2 separate regions of the Homo sapiens genome follow, and region 2 is linked to region 1. A link is a contact called in ENCODE Hi-C or POLR2A ChIA-PET data. All regions are on one chromosome and are shown on one strand. The core of a region is the stretch at or near the end of the contact, and the rest is flanking DNA. Distances in the headings are between cores, read along the strand shown.

What was found. Hi-C counts contacts between places; a loop is a spot of excess contacts on that map. ChIA-PET counts read pairs that join two places held with the same protein, here RNA polymerase II (POLR2A). Pooled maps may share reads with other maps.
Region 2: a map of endothelial cell of hepatic sinusoid shows a loop between it and region 1 (4-fold over the local background). The contact joins two enhancer-like sites. A Hi-C loop is called at or near these places in 2 of 168 maps with a recorded cell type or tissue (astrocyte of the cerebellum and endothelial cell of hepatic sinusoid) and 1 of 50 pooled maps. POLR2A ChIA-PET finds 5 or more read pairs at or near these places in 1 of 52 experiments (BJ).

What each region holds. Positions count from the first base shown.
Region 1 is chr14:72,677,864-72,682,082 of GRCh38, forward strand. The region is part of intron 7 of DPF3 (double PHD fingers 3); the gene reads right to left. Among named protein-coding and RNA genes, the nearest start is that of MIR7843, 160 kb to the left of the region's middle. RefSeq lists an enhancer at 1,557-2,404. Within about 2 kb of position 1,393, at least 4 of the 41 ENCODE cell types and tissues checked have a DNase peak (open chromatin) inside an H3K27ac peak, as active enhancers do.
Region 2 is chr14:72,724,631-72,728,666 of GRCh38, forward strand. The region is part of intron 4 of DPF3 (double PHD fingers 3); the gene reads right to left. Among named protein-coding and RNA genes, the nearest start is that of DPF3, 170 kb to the right of the region's middle. Within about 2 kb of position 2,046, at least 3 of the 41 ENCODE cell types and tissues checked have a DNase peak (open chromatin) inside an H3K27ac peak, as active enhancers do.

The sequences.
Region 1 (4,219 bases), core at 143-2,642:
TCATTCTGCACCAAACACACAAGAACATAGAAGACAATGATTCATTGTCTCTTGAGAAGAGGATACCTGGTCATGCCTATCCACTCAGCTTCCCTTTTGTTCAACTGCGTATTGAAAGGAGAAGAAAAGGAAGCAGACATTTATCACACCACAAAACTGTGGCAAATCTTTTGCTGGATGCTTTATATATGTTATTTCATTGATTCTTGCAAAAACTTTGTGAAGTAGGGAATTTTTTGACAGATGCAGTAACTGAAATCCAAAGAGATTAAAGCGCTGGCTCCAAGCCTCGGTTGGGCTCTTCGAAGGCAGGTTTCACCCCCAGTTTGTCTGTGTCCCCAGAGATTGTGCCTCTAATCACACTTCTCTGCCTCCTGGGAAGTCCAGAGGTAAACACTTTGCAGCCATACCTTGCATATAAAATATTTCATAAATCTCTTTAGAGTCAACCTGATTCGCCCAATATGATATTTACGAAGCCCAAAGCTATAAAAATTATTGAGACCGGCCTGATAAAAGTGGAAATTCCCTTTGAACTTAAATTTAATGTCCCTACTACAGTAATCCATCCTGGGTGATCCTGTTTATTGTCATCTACTCTATGAAAACACTTCTCTGGAGAATTCCAGAGGCTCATGAAGGAATTTTTTTAAGTAAAGCTCACATCATGGCTAGGTTGGCCTATGGCCTGACCCAGCCATGAGCAATTTCCTGGTACTGTATATGAGATCATTATAAAAAAGATTTTACTACAAATAGGAAGCTCGCCCAGACCTTGTAAGTGGGATTTAAATAGAGATTTTGCTTCTGCTTATGGGAAATTGAGTCCCGCTTTATAGAATAAGATGACGGGGAGGGCAAAGACCCGACTGGCATCTCTATGGCAGCATCTGCGATGATGGATGTGGTTTTCTGTTGATTAATGTTCATGGGCTGAGATCATATAAGAGATACAAGTAAGTTGCTGAGAAAATAAAGTGAGCCTTAAGAGTTTAGAAATCTACCTGAGGGAGATAACTCTAAAAAGCTCAAAGGAAAAAAAATGGAAATCAGGAACAAAGTTCATGAAGAAAGTAGAAGAAAAATAACAGAAGGCAGGGAAGAGCATTCAGATAAATCAAAGCAAGAAAAATGAAAAGTGAAGCTTCACACAGCCCCATCACCACGCTCAGGGAAGCGAGAGCAGGCATTCTGGAAAGGTATCAGTGCTCGCTACAGGATTTTTGAGTTAAATCAGGTTTTATGTCTATGGCAAACAAGGCCCCAAATCTTCCATAAAACTACCGCCCAGGCAGCACCGCCTCTCCCCCTCCCAGTCGGATCTCCGCTGTGGTGTGCCTGCCACTCACAGAAAGAATGACTGGCAGGGACAAACCAGCCGTCGGCAACAGCCACTCGTCTGGGTTCTGCTGAGACCAGAGCTGCGTCCCAAGCATCCTAGGGAACAGGAAACTGGCCAGAAGTTCAGGCTCCTCCTTGGCACGTGCACAAAAGCATGGCCTCACATCCTGAGCAGACGCTCTGACCACCTGCCAGGGCCTGGTGTGCACAAATGCGCGGCCACGCTCGGTGCCCACCACCCACCACCCAGCCCCAGCCCCAGCCCCAGCTGAGCAGCTCCATTTCTGGAGCCTGCTAGCCTGGGAAGTTGGGGTGCACAGCCCTTGGGGAATTCGGGGGCAGTGAGCAGAGCCCTCTGGGAAGAGATGCGCCTCTCCTCGCCCCTCTCGTTTGTTCCCCCCGCCACCCTCCACAGGCTGACAGTTCCCGTGTCCCTCTACAGGTCTGACATGTTTCCATGGCAACCGGAATCCTGGGCTCCGGCAGCCTCCGCTCTTGCCACCTGTTATGACTTCATCTCTCAAGTGTAAAGCATGCTAGCCCCGTGCCACTTGGCTGTGCAGAGCGCATCTTCAGAGGACGACGGAGGGAAGGAAAGGGGAGAGGAAAGGAGGGAAAGCAGACAGGCAGCCCAGGCCGGCCAGGCGGGACGTGCTGGCTAGGCCAGTCCAGAGGAGGAAGCTTGGGGGCCGGAGATGAGAGGGTGGGGAGTAAGGGTGGACCCCGACGTGCCTTCCCTGCAGAATCAGGAGCAAGCCTCAGCTGGAGGCCACTGCCACAGCCTGCTACCTCGGCCTAGCCTTTAATGAGGGCTGCGGGAGGAGGGAGAGGCGGGCTGGGGAGACAAGGCGCCTGCGAGGAGCTCCGGCAGGCCCAGCGTGAAGCAGAGCCAGGAGAGGGTTAAAAGTGGCGTGATAGAGACTGTGGGGAAGGCTGGACCAGAGGGCAAAGGGAGCATCAAAGCCGGGATAAATGGCCTTAATTCTCATGCTCCCACTCGCTGGTCGTGTTTACTCATATAAATTATCCCCCAGGCCTGACACCTTTTTTCACTGCTTCCCTAGAACTGATGAAAAAATAAATCCCACAGATCCCAGGAATAAAAAGTGTGGGGCTTTCATTCAGGCTGGTTCTCCTTGGCCACTAATAGCAACTCAGGTCCCGCCCCAGGGCTCCAGGAGGAAGACAAAGGAAGGCTTCATCCCAAATGTGGAGGGGCAGGGGGCCTGGAAGCCTGGCGGGGAAGCAGACAGTAGGGCCCGCTCCCCACAGGACCCTCCAATCGTCAGAGCCCTCGACGGCAGAGAACTCGCTCTCCCCACAGGCCATCTTGCCACCAGCTCTGAGGACACCGTGAATATATGGGAAAGTAAAGGGGACTACGCTGGAGCGGATGCGGAAGGCGCTGAGGCCAGGGCTGCTGTCATGAGTCCTCACATTTATGGATGGGGCTGATAAACTGTCACACTCCGCACCGTCAAGGACAAGGTGAGAAGATGAGCTGGAATGGCAGCACATGCCACAGGAGAGCTGGAAAGGCAGGTGGCTAACAACGAAAGCCATGGCCAGAGGGCGGGCTTCTCTGGAGAGGCCTCTGCACACAGGGAAGGGCCCCTAGGCCCGGGGTTTTGACTGCGTTGCCGATCTAGAGGCAAGAGAACACGCTAGGTGATGTCCTGAGGTCCCTTTCAGGCCTATTATTCAAGCATTATAATCAGGTGAAGAAAGAGACAGAAAAGCCAAGTTTTCCACACCCAGAGGAACCCAGCCTTTCATCACTGTTCTATACTCATGTAAATGCCTCTTTGCCTGTTACCCATGTGCTACCTGAGGGCACATGAGTAACACCTGAGGGCAGGAACCATGTCCTTCACTGCGGTATCCCTGGCCCCTGGCCAGCAGTGAGTGACACAGAGCTGACAATCAATGCTGAGTGAAAGGATGGACAAATCATCACAGAGGCTTTTTGAGGGGAAAAAAAATCTGCCAGGCAAAGGGAAGTTAATGACTAGGAATTGAGTGGACGGAGAGTCCCCCGAGCACAGGGTGACCATCCTAAGTCCCTCTTATATCGGGGCACAGAAGAAGTGGGAAGGAGAAATATTGGAGCCCCTTGGAGAGAAGAAAGCTGTGGTGTGGAAAGCCACTGCATCTACCTCCCCCAGGAATCCTCTCTCTTAGGCATTTCTTAGTCAACCAGAATGGAAGGCATCAAGAATCCCCAGGCTCAGCTGGCCCCAGAGTCTTGAGACTCATTCTGTCTCTCACCAGGGACTCAGCAGGAGCCAGTGAGAACAGAGGCCCCATCTTGCTGCGTGTTTTGGTGACTGTAGAAATAATATAAATATTTCAAAATGTGGCGTCAACCCTCCACCCTTCCTATGCCTGCCTTCTTTTCCTCCATCTTTATCCAATACTTACATCTTTAGATACAAACCTGGTGAATATTTACTCCCAAAAACTGTGCCATAAAAGCAGAAAACATATCCACTCACACTGATGTCTCCATCCTGAGATGGATATATTTGGTGAGAGTTGTAATTTGCGGTTTGCCAAAAGGCCACAACAATTTGCCAGCAGTGTGTGCACCATGTCACCAGCTCTGGGGCTAGATGGTCACACGGCCCCCAAGGAATGTCCTTTGTGCTCCAGCTTTAGGTGGGCAACCCTAGGTCTGCCATTAATGCTTCGGAATAGTAAGAAAAAGACCAAGTAAAGCTTAGGAATGGGTCGGATATGCTGGCTCACGCCTGTAATCCCAGCACTTTGGGAGGCCAAGGCAGGTGGATCATGAGGTCAGGAGTTCAAGACCAGCCTGGCCAACATGGCAAAAACCTCATCTCTACTAAAAATACAAAAATTAGCCAGGTGTGGTGGC
Region 2 (4,036 bases), core at 796-3,295, 47 kb after region 1:
CACAATGGGAGTAGGAAAAGAGGGAAGGGGCATGGAGCTCACTGGGCTCCATGTCAGGGGGCCCAGAGGGGTTTTTGTTTGTTTTTTTTTTTTTCTGAGACAGGGACTCACTTTATTGCCCAGGCTGGAGTGCAGTGGCACAATCACGGCTCAATGCAGCCTCAACCTCCCAGGCCTAAGCGATCCTCCCACCTCAGCCTGCCAAGTAGCTGGGACTGCAGGCACATGCCACCATGCCTGGCTAATTTATTTTTTGTAGAGATGGGGGTCTCACTATGTTGCCCGGGCTGACCTCGAACACCTGGTCTCAAGTGATCCTCCCACCCCAGCCTCCCAAAGTGCTAGGATTACAGGCATACCATGCAGATGAGCTACCACACCTGGCCACCTGGGGGTTTCTTTATGGGCTCACTGTGTGATCTAGGGCAAGTCATCATCTCTTCATCCTTCAGTTTCCCCAATTATACAATAGGAATTCATTCATTCCATCTACAAACATTTATCTAGTGCTGACTACGTGGCAGGCTCCATGCTAGGCAAGCTGCAAAATGGCTACAGTCCCAGCCCCAAATGGACTTTCCAGTCTAGGAAAGGGAGAACAGATTTAAACAATGTGCATATGTCACCATATAATTACAACTCTTCTCAAAACAGTGGTAGGCAAGTTCAAAGTGCTATGAGAGGGTGTTAGGAGGGAGTTTTCCCTAATCCAAGGGCCAGGGGAGGCCTACATGAGAACATGAGCTGAGAAGTTGAGATGTGGAGGATGAGCAAAGACTGGCCTTGTGAATGAGGACAGAGGGGAGGGAGGGAAAAGGTTCTAGGCAGAGGAAACAGCATAAGCAAACTCCCTGAGGCAGGGAGAGGAACACGGCTTGTCCAAGGAGCAGAAAGGCCAGTGTGACCAGTGCTTAGTGGCTCAAGGAGAGATGGCATAAGATGGAGCTAGTAAGGGGAACAAGTACCATACTACACAGGGTAACCCCATCTCCTCTTCCTTGTGGTGATGGGTCAAAGATCACAAATATGTTGAGAAGGCTGAGACAGTGGCACACACTGCACTGTTGTCTGATAACCATCGCTGTTTAAGCCGCCTCCTGGATGACACCTCTGGCCTGTCCTCAAAGCAGGAAGCCCGGGGTGAGCCACCAGGCAGTGATCTTCCACCACTGCCCCTGGCTAGAATGTTCTGCTCTAAATCACAGGGATCAGGACACTTCTAGTCACCCAATCCATCCAAAGAACTCAAAACAGGTCTAGTAAATTCTTCTTTGCCTTTTCTACTAGGTTTATTTGGGAATCCACCAGCTGACAGCACTTAAAGGGTCTCTGAGCCAGCCTTAACCATCTAACAGAGAAGAAGCATTGTCTGCTGGACATGACCTCTGGCCCATAACTAGGAAACGTCAGCCCCCATTCACAGTATAAGTCTCTTGAGTTCCTGACCTGTAGGTGGGAACACTAGCAAAAGCCGACTGAGACAGTGACAGGTCAAATGCTCTGCAGCCTTTGGGGCAAAGACATAGTATAAATATAAGGTCTGGTTATGACTGTTGTTGCTGTTCGTAGAACCATCTTGCAAACTTTCCAGGTCTTGAAGTCACTTAATCATGGTAAGTTCCAAGTGCCTCGAATTTAAAGGTCATAGCCTCTGGCATCTCAGTACAACTCCGACTCTCATTTTTCATTATAAGGGTATTTATTACCCGCAATATGGACTCTGGGTTGGAAGGTGAAAGACTGGTAGAGGCAGCTGAGCTAGTCCCCAGAGTGTCACATGGCCTCCATATCTGGGAGTAAACTGACTTCTCTTCTCCCTGAGGCTCCATCCTCCCTCTGCCCATCAGCTTCCCTGTGACTCTAAAGCCTCTGTCTATGCCCTGGGCCTCAGATGTGATGGCGGCAGACCCAGTGTGTCTGCATTTCCTGCGATGCGGCCCTGACACCAGAAGCCTCTCGACATAATTCAGGAGGAGCCAGGAGTTTCTAACAAACAAAGCTTGTTTCAGACCTCAGGAAGCGGAGGGGGAGTCCTGCATCAGGAGTCGCCGACGGGGGTGGGGTGTCCAACTACAAAGTCAGCTGACCCCCCAGTAACAGACATGCATTCCTTGTCCAAGGACATTATCTGGAAAATAAACACATTTTAAAATAACTTTTCTCCCTGTTACTCTAAACAGTCTTTATGGTGATAACAGCGGTTTGTGGTTGTGTTTAAAAAAAAAAAATCCTTTTTAAAGACTACATTATCTCTGGCCTGGAATACTGCAAAAATCTCCTGATTTCCCTCCTTCCATTGCTGGCCCCACATCCAATCTCCTCTCCATGCAGCAGGCAACAGGATCTTTATGAAATACAAATTCACGGCCCTGATCAAAATCTTCCAAATGGCTTCCTTCTTTATATCACATGGAACCAAAAGCCACTTCCCTGTCCTGTGGGAACTAGGTGGTCTGGTCTCGGCCCACCTGTCAAACTCCTGGGCTCTTTTTTCCCTGGCACAATACTCCGGCCACACAGGTCTTCTGTTCTCTCAACAAAACCAGCTCTGACCTGTCTTGGGGCCATCACACCCACTGCTCCTCTGCCCAGAAAGCTCTTCCCCAGGACCATCACTTTCCTGACTCTTCTCATCCCATAGGGTTGAGGTTAAATCCCTCAACTCGACCAGATGCGGTGGCTCACGCCTGTAATCCCAGCACTTTGGGAGGCCGAGGCAGGCGGATCACGAGGTTAGGAGTTCGAGACGAGCCTGGCCAATGTGGTGAAACCCCGTTTCTACTAAAAACACAAAAAATAGTTGGGCGTGGTGGTGGGCACCTGTAATCCCAGCTACTCAGAAGGCTGAGGCAGGAGAATCGTTTGAACCTGGGAGGTGGAGGCTGCAGTCAGCTGAGATTGTACCATTGCACTCCAGCCTGGGTGACGAGGCGAGACTCCATCTCAAAAAAAAAAAAAAAATCCCTCATCTTCCTCAGGAACTCTACTCTGATGCTGAATCTTCATACTGTTTGTTCTCATGGATTTTATCCTAAAATGCACTTATTTTATTTGTATTCCTTGTTTCCTGCCTGTGTGTCACATTCGAATATGAGTAGAGAGGATAGGTATCTCTTGGTCTCTGTGTCCCTAGCACCCAGCACAGTGCCTGCACAGAGGAAGCCCTCATGAAACTTTGGTCAAATGAATGAATGAATGAAAAAGCATAATCCATTCGCTACATGTGTATTTTAATAATGCAAAGTCAATAAAAACACGTAAACTCATTTGACTTATGGTCCTGGCTTTGTCTTCTAGCACAGTAGACAGCAGACCCATGCGCTGCACTCAGCAGACCTTCAGTTTACATAGGAGATGATGGTGACATGATGACGACAATACAGCACCAGCCCAGTGCTGCATGAGAAGAACTCAAGCCCACCACCAGCTTTAAAGGGAAAGGGACCCACATACCCAGAGCATCAAGGCTCTGGGCAGTGGCTCTGCCCCATGCATTGATTCTGTCAAATTACATGAACTAAGCAAAAAAATACTCTAGCAAGTAACACAGAGATGACAGACCTTGACTTCAAAATCTGAAAGTCACATACACACACACAAGGAAGAAAGCAGTAGGTGGCTTAAACACCAAAGGCAAGAAGAGATCCCTCTGGCTGGAGGGGAGATCAAGAAAGGCTTGATGGGGAAGGTGGCACTGGGGTTGAGTCTAAAAGATGAGTGAGATTTGTACACATGGAGATGGAAGAAAAGGCATGCCAGATAAAGGGCACAGCGGGACCAATGGCATGGAGGGAAGAAGGCTGAAGAACAGAGCGGCGAAAGGAGTAGTGGAAAATAAGCCTGAAAACTAGGTTAGGAATGGAGAGGACACGCCCAGGAAGGTCACGCTCATCCTTTTCGATTTATTTAGTGGGAAACAACAGTTTTTTAGCAGAGTTTTGCTCTAGAACAAAAGGACAGCTAGCAAAGTAGGACATGTCAGAGACGGGAAGAACTGGGGACAGGGCGATTCCTGGAATCTGTTCCCTCATGTGTC